Linked DNA regions of Homo sapiens: region 2 is linked to region 1. Evidence: chromatin loops called from intact Hi-C (ENCODE). Cell type or tissue: GM12878. All regions are shown on one strand. Links, peaks and the distances in the headings refer to the core of each region. The heading gives the core; the rest is flanking DNA.

Evidence for each region. Peaks named below come from ENCODE experiments on the same cell type or tissue, not always from the same donor. Only the 100,000 strongest peaks of a DNase experiment are listed, where the experiment ranks them.
Region 2: a loop joins it to region 1, with 2.1 times the contacts of the local background. A loop is called at or near these places in 1 of 110 quality-filtered maps.

What each region holds. Positions count from the first base shown.
Region 1 is chrX:148,376,185-148,383,965 of GRCh38, forward strand. No RefSeq gene overlaps it. Among named protein-coding and RNA genes, the nearest start is that of AFF2, 120 kb to the right of the region's middle. RefSeq lists an enhancer at 5,278-5,367. In GM12878, for the core only: a CTCF peak has its summit at 4,140 (motif pointing left); DNase peaks (open chromatin) are centred at 4,667, 5,187 and 5,507; H3K4me3 peaks cover 1,291 bases; H3K27ac peaks cover 990 bases.
Region 2 is chrX:148,044,929-148,052,709 of GRCh38, forward strand. It overlaps the pseudogene FTH1P8. Among named protein-coding and RNA genes, the nearest start is that of FMR1NB, 67 kb to the left of the region's middle. In GM12878, for the core only: a CTCF peak has its summit at 4,703 (motif pointing right); no DNase peak of the experiment used is centred there.

The sequences.
Region 1 (7,781 bases), core at 1,358-6,357:
AGAATGGTGATTATTAAAAAGTCAAAAAATAACAGATACTGGCAAGGTTACCAAGAATAAGGAACACTTTTACATTGTTGGTGGGAGTGTAAATTATTTCAACCATTGTGGAAGACAATGTGGTGATTCCACAAAGACCTAGAAGCAGAAATACCATTTGACCCAGCAATCCTATTACTGAGTATATACCCAAAGGAATATAAATCGTTCTATTATAAAGATACATGCATGCGTATGTTCATTGCGGTGCTATTCACAATAGCAAAGACATGGAAGCAACTTAAATGCCCATCAATGACCAGCTTGGATAAAGAAAATGTGGTGCATATACACCTTGGAATACTATGCAGCCATGAAAAAGGAATGAGATCATATCCTCTGTAGGGACATAGATGGAGCTGGAGGCCATTATCCTTAGCAAAAAAACAGAGGAACAGAAAACCAAATACCACATGTTCTCACTTATAAGTGGGAGCTTAATGATGAAAACACATGGACACATAGATGTGAACAACATGCCCTGGGGCCTGTCAAAGAGTGGAGGGTGAGAGGAGGGAAAGGAAAGGAACAATTAACTATTGTGTACTAGGCTTAATACCTGAGTGATGAAATGATATGTATATCAAAGCCCCGTGACATGTGTTTACCTATGTAACAAACTTTCATATGTACCCCCAAACCTAAAATAAAAGTTAAAAAAAAAAAGGCTGGGTGCAGTGGCTCACACCTGTAATCCCAGCCCTTTGGGAGACTGAGGTGGGCGGATCACGAGGTCAGGAGATTGAGACCATCCTGGCTAACACGGTGAAACCCCGTCTCTACTAAAAATACAAAACAAATTACCTGACGTGGTGGCGGGCACCTGTAGTCCCAGCTACTCAGGAGGCTGAGGCAAGAGAATGGTGTGAACCCGGGAGGCAGAGCTTGCAGTGAGCTGAGATTGCGCCACTGCACTCTAGCCTGGGGGATAGAGCAAGACTCTGTCTAAAAAAAAAAAAAAAAAAAAAAAAAAGATATTAAAAGACACACTACAGACCTGTAGAAAATATTTGTGTATTATAAACTTGCTAAGAATTGTATTAAGAATGTATAAAAAACTCATTCAACTCAATAATAATAAAAGTTAAAATCTATTTATTTTATTTTATTATTATTATACTTTAAGTTTTAGGGTACACGTGCACAATGTGCAGGTTAGTTACATATGTATACATGTGCTGTGCTGGTGTGCTGCACCCATTAACTCGTCATTTAGCATTAGGTATATCTCCTAAAGCTATCCCTCCCCCCTCCCCCCACCCCACAACAGTCCCCAGATAGTGATGTTCCCCTTCCTGTGTCCATGTGTTCTCACTGTTCAATTCCCACCTATGAGTGAGAATATGTGGTGTTTGGTTTTTTGTTCTTGCGATAGTTTACTGAGAATGATGATTTCCAATTTCATCCATGTCCCTACAAAGGACATGAACTCATCATTTTTTATGGCTACATAGTATTCCATGGTGTATATGTGCCACATTTTCTTGATCCAGTCTATCATTGTTGGACATTTGGGTTGGTTCCAAGTCTTTGCTATTGTGAATAGTGCCGCAATAAACATACGTGTGCATGTGTCTTTATAGCAGCATGATTTATAGTCCTTTGGGTATATACCCAGTAATGGGATGGCTGGGTCAAATGGTATTTCTAGTTCTAGATCCCTGAGGAATCACCACACTGACTTCTACAAGGGTTGAACTAGTTTACAGTCCCACCAACAGTGTAAAAGTGTTCCTATTTCTCCACATCCTTTCCAGCACCTGTTGTTTCCTGACTTTTTAATGATTGCCATTCTAACTGGTGTCAGATGGTATCTCATTGTGGTTTTGATTTGCATTTCTCTGATGGCCAGGGATGGTGAGCATTTTTTCATGTGTTTTTTGGCTGCATAAATGTCTTCTTTTGAGAAGTGTCTGTTCATGTCCTTCGCCCACTTTTTGATGGGGTTGTTTGTTTTTTTCTTGTAAATTTGTTTGAGTTCATTGTAGATTCTGGATATTAGCCCTTTGTCAGATGAGTAGGTTGCGAAAATTTTCTCCCATTTTGTAGGTTGCCTGTTCACTCTGATGGTAGTTTCTTTTGCCGTGCAGAAGCTCTTTAGTTGAATTAGATCCCATTTGTCAATTTTGTCTTTTGTTGCCATTGCTTTTGGTGTTGTAGACATGAAGTCCTTGCCCACGCCTATGTCCTGAATGGTAATGCCTAAGTTTTCTTCTAGGGTTTTTATGGTTTTAGGTCTAACGTTTAAGTCTTTAATCCATCTTGAATTAATTTTTGTATAAGGTGTAAGGAAGGGATCCAGTTTCAGCTTTCTACATATGGCTAACCAGTTTTCCCAGCACCATTTATTAAATAGGGAATCCTTTCCCCATTGCTTGTTTTTCTCAGGTTTGTCAAAGATCAGATAGTTGTAGACATGCAGCGTTATTTCTGAGGGCTCTGTTCTGTTCCATTGATCTATGTCTCTGTTTTGGTAACAGTATCATGCCGTTTTGGTTACTGTAGCCTTGTAGTATAGTTTGAAGTCAGGTACCACTTCTATTTTTTTTTAAAAAAAGAAAAGGGTACATGTATCCAAACTGTCCTTCCAGCGCCATCTGTTACCTCCCAGAGGGGAAAGTATCTCTGAGCTGGTGGAGAAGTAAAGGAAGGTGCAAGCTTGGAACCTGATCAGAGCCCCATTGGGAATAGCATTGGAGGTTGTTGGGAAGTGGAAGGGGAAGTCCTTCCTGACCCAGCCTAATATGGAGGAGGCTCAGAGTGAGAGGAAGGAGGACCCACCAGGGCAGAAGGACTCATTGCTCCTGCCTTCCCCTGGAGAGGTGTTGAGAAGACAGCATCTACAGGGTCAAAGTCTAAAGCAGAAATTGGCTCCTCTTTCAACTGTTTAAGAGATGCCACACAGACTCTGCAGGAGTCCCGGAGTTTTGGATCCTGGTTTAATTTTATAAAAGCCAGCACATATGGGATCTCAATGCATTTATTAGAAATTTTCTGCAATACAATTTCAATTGTAAATAGTGTTATAACTCAAAGACCCCATTCCTAGGCTGTGTCTCTTTGTCCCCCTGGGGATTCCAAAGCCAAGCAACATTACAGAGAAACATCAGCTTCTTTTTCTTTAGATTATCCAATTCAAATTCATCTCAATTACTCAGGATGCATCCTAGGGAGAAATCTTTTGGTATGCCTGCAGTGTTTTCCGTGGTAGACCTGGTGTCCTATGATTAAGTAGCCTGGTGAGGGATGGAACCCTTGGCTCTGACAAACCCCTCTTCTTCCCACCCAACCCAGACCCTCAGAAACCTGGTGAGAACCAGGCAAGACAAGGAGGACAGAGGGAAGGGAGCTGACTGAGGGAGCTTGAGAGACTCTAGCTCTCAAATTTTCTGGCCACAGCCCTCAAAATCTAATAGGTTGTAGATTTTGCACCAGCTCTAAGTAGAACCTACTGTATATTTACATTCATTGGCACTGACTCTATCAAGAGATAACATGATGGACTAGACAAACCAAAAAAGTAAAGTGGTGATCTGGTCTAGTGAGTAAGGCCTTCTCCCAGGAATTGTGAAGGGTCAGGCTCACATGCAACAAAGACCATCAAAGGAAGTACATTTTCACTTAGACAAATGACAAAACAGATTTCCAGTTTCCAGACCCCATAAAGAAGACAAAAATTGAGGAAAGTACTGAGAAATTTCAAAGTCTGAGACAAAAGGGAACTCCAGGTTGCTGACTACTTTTTAGCCAGCTCACGAACAGGGGACAATTTTTCAGCTCAATACCAGAAAGCTGAGCCAGATTCACTCCAGCTACCCAAACAAAATACCAGATGGGTAAATAGGAATCACTCCCATTGGCCAAACAGAAACTGAAACCAGGGTTCCAAGAGCTGATTAATTAAACACCAGGACTCCTGAAGAGTCAAAACAGACTGAAAAGGAAGAAGGTGAAGGGAAAAAAAGGAAAGCAAAGGGAAGATAGAAGATGAATGAAAGGGAACGGGGACACACTCAGAGTCTGGATCTGATTCACCAAGGCGCTAACACTGAAACAGTGGTCCAGAGTGCCAGCTTTTGTTCATGTCTGGTCAGACACCTCCATCCTCTGGGCAATCTCACTCACTCTCCTGGGACCTAAAAGGAGAGCCTCACCTGGGGTGCCACAAAATGTTACCAGCATCATGGATTCTTGTGATTGCCCAGGATAGAAACCAAAAGAGATAACCAAACATAGCAGCAAAGGAAAGTTTATTCCGCTTGTGCACAGGGGAGTCAGCACCAAGAAGGGAAAAGAAATGGGTTGCTTATCGAGGGTAGTCTGTGAGTTAGGTTTACAGGAGTTTTCTACAGGAAAGTATTACATTCGAGCATGTATAGGAGTAGGAGGGATTTTTCTAGTGCTTGTGCATTGGCTCAACATGCTTTTTCATACATCATATGTAGAATTAGCATTTTACATCTCCACCTCTGGGCATGATTTTTAACATTAAAATAAGGAAGGGGTAACTGTAGTTCGAAGTTTAACTCTAACTGCACATGCAGGGCCCTGGGGAAGTCCCTAGCCCCCGAAGCAGGAATTTGTGGTTAACAGCTTCTTGGGTCTTTTATTACTGATTGGTTGAGAGTTAGGTAAGCTACAGCTTGAGTAAGGAACTTGCATTCTTTTACTCCAGACCATATTAAAACAGGGAACCAACCAGCCTGCCTGTCTCATAGCTAGTTTGCTTTAATCTGTTCCCAGCTTACCTTCCTTTTCTCAGATGAAATGAGACTCATGTTAACCAAAATGCCATCCTACCTTTTGTCTTTTGACTAGACACATTGTAGAGGTTTGGATTTGTTAACCTGGAATGGGAAAGGCTGAGAGGGGAAATGATCCTGGGTATGCTAATGAGCAGAAAGAAAACAAGGATGGCACGGATACCTCTCTCTCCCCCTTCTATGTGTGTCCTCTACCTGTTGTACATTCGTATGAGATAGGTATTAATATAACCTACACTTCGTAGGTGACGAAACAGTCTCAGAGAGTGAAAGGGACTTGACCAAAGTCACAGAGCCAGTGAGTGACAGGGTCAGGGAGAGAAGCCACGTCTGCATGACTCAAAGCTTATGTCTCTAATTACCCTACATACTACCCCGCCGCCTTTGCAAGTTATAAATAGGTCATGCTGGCTTTACTCATTAAGTCCTGGGTTGCTAAAGTGAAAGAAAAACTTCCTTCCCAGTATGCCTTGTACACATCCTGAAACTGAAAGAAAGCACTTTAGAACAAATTAAAGGCAGTTGTCTTCTGTGTCTTAGGGAACAAAAATACTAATTGTATTTTTAACCTCAAATTGTAGAGCCTGAAAAGACTGGCTTGAGAAGGAGCCTAGGTCATTCCCTGGACACCTAGAGGTCTAGAGGGCATAATAGAGGTCCACAAGTTTTTCTCAATGTGAAACAAACAATAATCCTCCCAACCAGACAGAGAATTTACATACGCTCCCTTTCAGACCGGGCAGGCAGACAAAGTCACAAGTGCTTTGACTTTGGGCTAAGGATTCTGTCAGGTCCATCAATCCTTTAACCTCACCTTCACAGCCATGATAGCTAACCCTGACTGAACACTTTCTGTATGCCAGCCACTGTTCCACTTCCTTTACTCCTCATAACAACCCTGAGGTTATGACTAGTATCACCTCTATTTTGCAGAAACTTGAGGGCATCTCATGCTGACAAGAAACTAATTGGGAGTTACCCAATCCTTTCAATTAATTCTTTAAAAGGGAAAATTTATTTAATTACTCCCTCATAAATGCAGGTGGTAAAGAAGGCTATTCAAATAAATAAATGCTGTTTGATATAGCAAAATATTTCAAAATGTGTAGTCCCCAGTGAGGAGAGTTCTTTATAAAGGTGGCCTTGATGATGGGAAGCTTTGGGCTGTCGATTGGCTTAGATCATATAATGAGTGATAATCTTACTGGGCTCTCAGAGAATTCCAGGAAGTCTAATGTAAACCCTAACCTTTGGGGGCCCGTCTCAGGAAGATCAGTGACCATTCTTGCTCAAATTCATCACTAGAGTCTCTGGGCTGGGTCATCGGAATGACCCATTTCATATGTAAAGTCTTTGAACACAAGAAATCAGTCATCTTGTAACACTAAGATAACACAAAAACCCAAAAACATGCAAAAAGGGACACACGTGTATGATAAATCTGTGGCTTGGGCCCCATTTATACTCTAAAATACATCACTCTTGCCTTCTGTTCTACTTATTGTCACTGGCTGCACTTTGCTAGAATGGTCAGATCCATTGGGGGTAAAAATCCCAAGCATAGCAACAGTGTCCAAGCAGAAGCAGCAGTCAAATGTTTTTAACTATCAGAGGGAAGGCCTGTGTACCAATAATCAACTCAGAAGCCAAATCAAAGTGGGTTCCACTGTAGCAGAAATGATGTGGAGTAGAACTAGCAAGGAAGGGCAAGCAGTCCCCATCTTTTAGAATTTTGCACCAGATCCATGGAAATCTCAGTCCAGCAAAATGCATCTCAGCCAGCTAGAAGAAAACCGCTGGCTGAAAGTTTAGTGGCAGAAAATGTGACCTGATTTTCTTCAGAAATAACAATGATGGTCATTGAGTGATAACTAACTACACCCCAGATACTATTCTAAGTGTATGTTATCTCATTTGATTTTCTAGAGGGATACACAGCAACCCCATTTTGCATGGAGGGCAAAAACCTCTTCTGTGTACCTCACTGGAATATGTGTTTTCAGGAAGATAGGGAAAACATGGATGGCCTGCACCTTGACAAATGTAATTGCCATGTAAATCTTATGTGCTTACTTTTCCTAATACCAGGGAGTGGTTACCTGGAGCCCTGGTGTCTTTGGAAGGACCAGATACCCCATAGCTTTTCTGCAGAAGCAGGTGAGTCAGGGGCACTTGCATACTCCTGTGAAACTCGATTCCTATGGCAACAAACAGAAACAGAAGCAGCTCCCATGCTGTGCAAAAGAACAATGGGAAGACAGCAAACTAGAAAGGGAAAATCAGACAAGATATGGAATTGCAAGAATTGTCGGTTAAGCTCAGCTTGAGTGGCTAATGCTGATACCCAATAAACTGCTGATGTTGATAATGTACTGTCTCTCTCAGTGATAGGGAGTGTTTACATTGCATGAGAGAGAGCTCTTGCCTTGTTGAAGCATGTGTTTGTGACACCATTTAACAGTCAAATAATATACTCCTTCCTGACAAGGGGCTTTTCAGTGCTCTCACATCTGGGCACTGAGAAGGAGCTTTCCAATTAATCCCAGAAACTTCCACCCATAGAAAGAGGCTGCAAGGAGGACGAGTCACTCAAGCTGAAATGGCCTGTACAGAGTATTTGGTCCAGCTCTTCATGCTTCCAGTAGGGAAACAGACCCAAGAGGTGGCCAACTGAAGGTCCTTAGATGTAAATACCAAGACCTGCACTAGAACCTGCACAAGACCTGACTCTTTTGCCCAGTGAGTCATCCCATATTTGGAATTTGAAATGTCTGCTTCAATACACTGCTATGTATTACCGTTACTTTCATTGAAATACCCTGATATTGGCAAATAAGCCCAAGGCAAGAATTTACTTGCTGATTATTTTTGCAAATCTTCAGTTCAAAGCCAATTATTTGGCCTCCTTCATTCCAAAGCAATAAGGAACAAGGCCCTCTACACCTCCGTTTTCCCATGCAATAATTTAAAAAATTAGGT
Region 2 (7,781 bases), core at 1,779-6,778, 330 kb before region 1:
GTCTAAGGTTGGTCTAAATGCTCCCTCTATGGGCACCGGCTGAATTCTGCCCCATGTTGCTTTCCACTCTGACAGGGCAGCACTGAATTCCAATGCATAGTCCCACAACCACTGTGCTCTCCCTCCATCAAGTGCGTGGATTCTCTCTCCATGTGCCGTGTGACCACTGCCGGGGAAGGGGGAGGGGTTGTGTAGGCGATTGGGGACTGTCTTTCCTACCCTCTTCAGTGCCTCTTTCTTTAATATGATGTTATAATAAAACCAGGTACTGTGATTTCTTAATTTTTGGTTCTTGTGAAGGTGTATTTTTGTGTAGATAGCTGTTCAATTTTGTATTCCTGTGTGGGGAACAATTGTGGGAGGCTTCTATTCAGCCATCTTGCTCTACTTCCCCCTCCAACTGAGGTTTCATATAAATTTGAATATCAGCTTATTAATTTTCACAACAACCTTGTGACTTTTTGGGGGAGAGATTTTATTGACTCCACAAATGAAGTTGGGAGGAAATGATATATTAACAAAATCAAGATTCCAGCCTATGAACATGTATATTCATGTTCATAAGCATATTCCTATATTTAAATCGGTTTTTAAAAAATTTCTCAGAAATATCTTATGGTTTTTAGTGTAAAGACCTTACACATCTTTTTAAAGATTTATTTCTAGGTATTTGCCTATTTTTGGAAGATATTGTAGTTTTAAAAATTTGTACTTACTCTCATGATCTAGATAAATGAAATTGATTTTTATATTTTGAACTCATACCAACCTCCTTAAAACAGCTATTAATTCAAAACTTTTGTAGATACTTTTGGATTTTTTTCACTTCTAATCCTTATACCTTTCCCTCCTTTCTTCCTTGACTTATTATGCTGATTAGGATCTCTAGTATGACATCAAATAGAAGTGTTGCTAACAGATATCTTATCTTGTTCCTGATCTCAGGGGAAATTTTTAAGATAATTTAACAATAATTATGATGTTTGCTGTAGGATTTTTGTAGCTGCTATTTTTTCAGATTGAGGAAGTTCCCTTGTCTTCTAAGTTTGCTAAGAGGCTTTCTTTTTTTTTTTTCAAATCACAACTGAAAGTAGAATTTTATTAAATATCTTTTCTGCATCTAGTGAGGTGATCATATGATTTTCTGTCCTTTTTTCCTGTTAATATAGTAAATTATAAGTTAAATGAATTAATTTTCCATAAGCTTCATGTGGTTGTGATATATTAGCATTGTTAAATATCACTAAGTTAGATTTACACACACACACACACACACATTATTAATGTGATTTTTATTTCTTGGAATGTCCTTTACAAGTTTTGGTTTTGGTGGCTTCATAAAACAAGATGAGAAGTGTTCCATGTTTTCTCTCTCTTTTTTTTTTTTTGGAAGTATTCGTGTAAGATTAATGTTATTTACTCTCCAAGTGTTGGAAACACTTTGTCAGTGAAGCCATTTAAGCCTGGAGTTTTACTTTGTGGTGAGGTTTTTAATAACAGGTTTCAGTTCTTTCATAGATCTAGGACTATTTATTTTTGTTTCAATTTTATTGAGTTGTGTTTCTTAAAGAATTTGTCCACTTTCTCTAAGGCTGCTTCTACCCTAACTCCCTTGCTCTTCTTTTCTTAGGTCCCCCAACTACACTTATATTAGTCTTTCCCACTATTATATATATATATATCTTACAACCTTTTCAGCAATATCAATGCTTTTTACTTCTACACTTCATTCTAGATACTATCTAGTGCACTAATTCCATTTTCAACTTTGCCCAATCTGCTGTTAAATCCATCTGTTGAGCTCTTAATTTTAGCTATTTTATTTCCTGTTCCAGACTTCCATTTGGCTTTTTATTGTAGATTCCAATTCTGTGGAACCTGTTCATCACAATTATTTTAAAGTCTTGGTCTGATAACTCCAATATTACCTGTTTCTGTTTCTAGCCTCTCTCTTTTTCTCTTGCTCCTATTTATTTGTATGTCAGTAATTTTTACTGAATAGATCAAGAACGTGAAGGATTAGACCCTCCTCCTCCCTGCCTATTTCTGACCCAAGAGATGAGGCCTAAACTGAGATTGAAGAGAAGATTTGAATTCAGAATGAGATTGAAGTTTTGATTTAAACTCTGAAAAGCTTTAATACCTGAAAAGAAGATTGTTTTAAAAAATGAAAGTGCTTATGTTTCTCTTATTGTTTCTTCAGAGTTTAAAAGAATACAACTCTTTGTCATATAAAAAATGGTTTTGACTGAATGCCCAACATTGTGTATGAAACATATAGAGACTCCAGATCATGTTATCTTCCTTCAGAGGATATTGCCTTTTCCTCTGTCAGGCAGCAGAGAATTAGATAAATGTAATTCAACTTGGGGCTTTGCTAACTGAAAGCTAATTTGCGGTCTTTGTATGTCCCAGTTTGCTTCTGGTTTACTCCCACTTCTAGGGCGTAGCTCTCTAGGAGTTCCAACTAAGAATCAGGGTTGTTTGTTGGAACTCCTCCTACTTATAAGGTCATGAACTCCAATTTTTCACCCTCGAACATTGTGAGCCTGCTTGCTTGCTCTACTTTGTTGATGCTTTCTGATTGGCTTCTTACCCTAATTTTCTGCACAGTTTAAACTGTAAATGCCTCTAGAAGAACACTGGTTCCAAGCGCTAGGTTCTATTCTCTGTCCCTTCTATCTCTCTGAGAGCTTGGTCTCTCAACACCTAGCTGCATTGTCCACTGAACACTTTTAATCTCCCCAGCCCCAAGAGGTGACCTAAAACTGCTCTGCTAAATTCTTTATCTCATTCTCCATGCCAAAAACATCAAGGAGGAAAATAAGTGTCCATGAAGTAAGCTCACCTTAATGAGCTCCCTTCTTTCTGGATCTAGTTTCTCAAGTCCTGGCTACCTTAGTAGCCTTCTTATTTCTTCTCAAAAAATGTTTATAAAAACCTGCCTTTTCTACTTTTTCTTGTTAAAATATTCATCTCTACTACAAGCTACTCAATCATAGAAGACCTCTGAACTCATGATTAAAATACGTGCATGCGTGTGTGTGTGTGTGTGTGTGTGTGTGAGTGTGTGTGTATGTATTTCTATCTCTGTTCATTGATTGACTGGATATAGGAGTAATGACCCTGTAGTAGCATACATACCTAACACCAAGATATTTGTTTCTATGCATCATTTCTTACTTAAACTAATCAGGTTTCTTTGGAGAAACTACTGATTTCAGTGAAAGTACAAGCACAATGTGAGCCTAGATATAGATATCTTGCTATACCAGTGATATGGTTTGGCTATGTCCCCACCCAAATCTCATCTTGAATTGTAGCTCCCATAATCCCCACATGTTGTGAGAGGGACCCAGTGGGAGGCAAATGAATCATGGAGAAGGGTTTTTTTTCCCTGCTGTTCTCATGGTAGTGAATAAGACTTACAAGATCTGATGGTTGTATAAAGGGCGGTTCTCCTGCACATGCTCTCTTGCCTGCTGCCATGTAAGACATACCTTTGCTCCTCCTTTGCCTTCCACCATGATTGTGAGGCCACACCAGCCATGTGGCACTTGAGTCCATTAAACCTCTTTTTTCTTTATAAATTACCCAGTCTCGGGTATTTCTTCATATCAGTATGAAAATGGATTAATACAACCAGAAAGTAAGAAAGTGATCAGAGAATGATGGGGACATTTCATAAGGACACAGGAAGCAACTTGAAGGGACACCCACTGGCCAAGTCTGGGATAATTTAAACATAAAAAAAATTTGGTAATAGTTTATAGTACATTGAGTTAAGAAAAAAAAATCCATAAATTCATGGTAATATTCAAAGTAAAATAAAAGGAGAGGAGAAAAAAGAATTCCCAGTGTGTTTTTTTTAAAACAGAAGAATGCCAGCTACTAAATGTAGAAGGAATAAAATAATTAGAAAAGCAATACTTTTTAACACCCAAAGTAATAATTGGCTCAGGTAAGGATCATCAGAGGATGCTAATATGACTGGGTAAAATGTTGAAAATAAGTCTCAAAATATCACTCTACAGACTACTTTTAAAGAGAAAAAATGTGCTTTCTCAATGGAAAAGTCTGGTGGTCATCACTTTAACCAAGTGGTCAAGCTTGGCAATGCCAATAGTGGTTTTGCTTGATGATGTGCCTTCAGTATGATCAAGAGGAAGGTACACAACGTCATTTATGTGATGTTCTTGCTGGAAATGTTTGATCTAACTATCATAGCGAGGAAAGAGGCAATTCTAGAATGTGAGGTATGATGGAGGACATCCTACCTGGACTCTTTAAAGAGACACTCAAATGCTCTGAGTGAATCTTGAGTGGATCTTGGATTGGAAAAACAGAAGCTATAAAGGATATTTTGGAGGATAATCGAAGGAATTTTAGTGAAGACTGGATGCTGGATGATATTGAATTCATGGTGACTTTCTTAGGTGTGTTGGTATTGTGGTTATAGGAATCAGTTTATTCTTGGAAAATACATCCTGAAATATTTTGCAGTGAAGTGTCATGATGAAAGCAACCTACTTTTGTATGATTTGGAAAAAAAGGATGTGTGGGTATGGGTGTGTATTTAGATAAATAGAGTGGATGTATCCAGATGTTAACAGTTGGCAAACATAGGTGAGAGGTATGCAGGTCTTGAAAATTAGAAGAAAAAACTCTTGTAGCGTTTTATTTTTTCAACGAAAATCCACAAGATGGCAGTAGAGGAACACCCTCAGAATGGGTTTCTTGGGGGCCTCTTATAAGGTGACATTTTCTGATTTGAAAAGCAGGATGAGAGATCCAACAAAGGATTGTTTTGGCTTTGTGAATACATTTACATGTAATGTTATACAAAGGTATGAAGACAAAATGCCGTTTGGTTGTATCATTCTATGAATTGCTTTCATCGAAATAAATACCATTTTGTTAAATTTGGTCCATAAACTCCTGAAATGTGTCCAAAATGTTATGTGTATGAGCATTCTCCTTTTATGATGAGAATATCTACAGTTTCTACTATGTCTCAAAGGGGTCAATTATTGCTCCCCAAACTTAGAAGCTTGAGGGGTTCAAGAAAGTGGCACTAGATCAATGCCTTAATCACATCAGAACTGGTAGTAGTTTAAGCCATTTCTCTTTAATATGTGCTTTGAAAGTGAGTTTAGTGAAGTGCTCTGGCAGTGCTTATTTGTTAAATGGATTGATGTAGGAACTAGTGGATGTGGATGGATAGGAGTCAGAAGACCTGGGTGTGAATGTAGCACTTATGCCATCCTCTTCCCCAACATCTTTCCCCAAACACACACACCAAGTTAAAACTGTAGCCAGCAAGATGTTTGTGGTCACATAAAACAATTCTCCCCCAAACAAAATCAGTTGTTTGCCTGTATTTCATTTTTTTACTCCCCAAACAGAAACAGCTTATTGGTCAGTGGAGATGCCTGCAATATAAAATTTTCTCTTTATAAACATTTGTGAAAAGAGTTCATATTTTTAGGGCAACATGAGCCAAGCTTGTAATTGCGGGAAGCTTCTAGTCTTCTGTGAGTGTCAGCTTGCCTCTTGTTCCCACCTTCAACCCCTGCCACCCCAAGAGTTTTGGTTTGGATCAGGACTAGGTTTCTATAAACTGCAACGTGAGCTGCTAGGTGATCACAGTAAGAGCCAAGCCACATAATGCTCTTCTTTCGATTCATTGGGCAGATAGTTGTCTTAGAAACTTACATGATGACTTGATTGTAAAATAAAATCCCTGTTGAGCAACTTGATCTGGCTATTTGGGTGGAATGGATTTTTTTAAAAGTGTAAACTAAGGGAAAATAAAATACTCATTTAAAATGTGTTGGCAGCGTGTAGTTGGCTTAAAATGTCATTTACTGAGTTGTTACCATTTTTGCTCTCTCAATTTTATTAGTATTAAAAATTCATTATTGAGGGACCATGAGCTACATGCAATTAGTAATGTGACTGAAAGTGAGAGACTAAATAGTAAGATGGTCATGTCTTTAGAAATAAACTTTTAACTTCTCTTTACTGCATTCCCCATGGAAATACCATGTTGTGCCATGTTGTTCCTTAAAAGAGCTTACGTTCAGTAGAGAACTGGTGAAATAAATAATGACACATTCATATATTGAGATTGTATGTAACTGTTGAAAATAATGACATAGATTCATATATATTGACATGGAAAGATATCCAAGCTGAACTGTAGGAGAAACAGAGCAAGTTGCAGAGCTATATGTAAAGCAGAATACTATTTTGGAGTATACATTTGCTATTATATGTTCAGAAAATAAGATATGGGAGATCATATAAAAATTTGCTTAAAGCGATTTATTTATGTTGTGGGGAAAGGAGTAGTATTGTAGTACAAGGGAACTTATGTTTTGTGTTTCATATGTTTTTCTGTTGTCTGGATTTTTAAAAATGAGAATGTAGTCTGAATAAATAATGATATAAAGGGAGTGTATGTTGGCACTATCCTTTGAGACCTTCATGTGCTAAATATAATTGTGCAGTATGATCAGTTCTGTCATTCATCTTGAATAGACAACAGCTAAAGAGAGCCAGCTGGTTAACTTATAAGTTATATCCCTTCCACATTCAAAGATGTTTACAATATTAATAGACTGAAATGAAACAATAAAAAACAAATGTATAAACTAAAAAAGACAAATTATTTAGAACGAATGAGATAACTCTTTAGAAGGAATGAGATAACAGGACCTGGAATATGGAATGACTTCTCTACAGAATATAGCAAAAAGTTTACCTCTGAGCTTTCTGGTATCCAAGGGGAAAAGGAAAATATGTTGGCTCTATATATTTCTTCCAAAGTAAGAATGCTACAAAGAAATTAATCATACGGCATCACATATGTGACACTGACATATTGGACAATGTTTTAAAAACAATTTTGCTTATAATTTATTTCACTGATTTATTTTACATATATGAAATAGAAAAATGATATTCCAAAGAATTATGCCTCTCAAATTTTGGAGGAAATTATTTTTTAGAAATAAAAAATTAAATTCAAATTGCACAAATAAAAGATAAGTTTAAGCTCTGCTTAAAAGTAAATTTCAGAGACGTTCTTCGCCGAGAGTCGTCGAGGTTTCCTGCTTCAACTGTGCTTGGACGGAACCCGGCGCTCGTCCCCCACCCCGGCCGGCCACCCATAGCCAGCCCTCCGTCACCTTTTCACCGCGCCCTCGGACTGCCCCAAGGTCCCCGCCGCCGCTCCAGGGCCGCGCAGCCACCGCCGCCGCCTCTCCTTAGTCGCCGCCTTGACGACCGCGTCCACCTCGCAGGTGCGCCAGAACTACCACCAGGACTCAGAGGCGGCCATCAACCGCCAGATCAACCTGGAGCTCTACGCCTCCTACGTTTACCTGTCCATGTCTTACTACTTTGACCACGATGATGTGGCTTTGAAGAACTTTGCCAAATACTTTCTTCACCAATCTCATGAGGAGAGGGAACATGCTGAGGAACTGATGAAGCTGCAGAACCAATGAGGTGGCCGAATCTTCCTTCAGGATATCAAGAAACCAGACTGTGATGACTGGGAGCGGGCTGAATGAGATGGAGTGTGCATTACATTTGGAAAAAAATGTGAATCAGTCACCACTGGAACTGCACAAACTGGCCACTGACAAAAATGACCCCCATTTGTGTGACTTCATTGAGACACATTACCTGAATGAGCAGGTGAAAGCCATCAAAGAATTGGGTGACCACGTGACCAACTTGCACAAGATGGGAGCGCCCGAATCTGGCTTGGC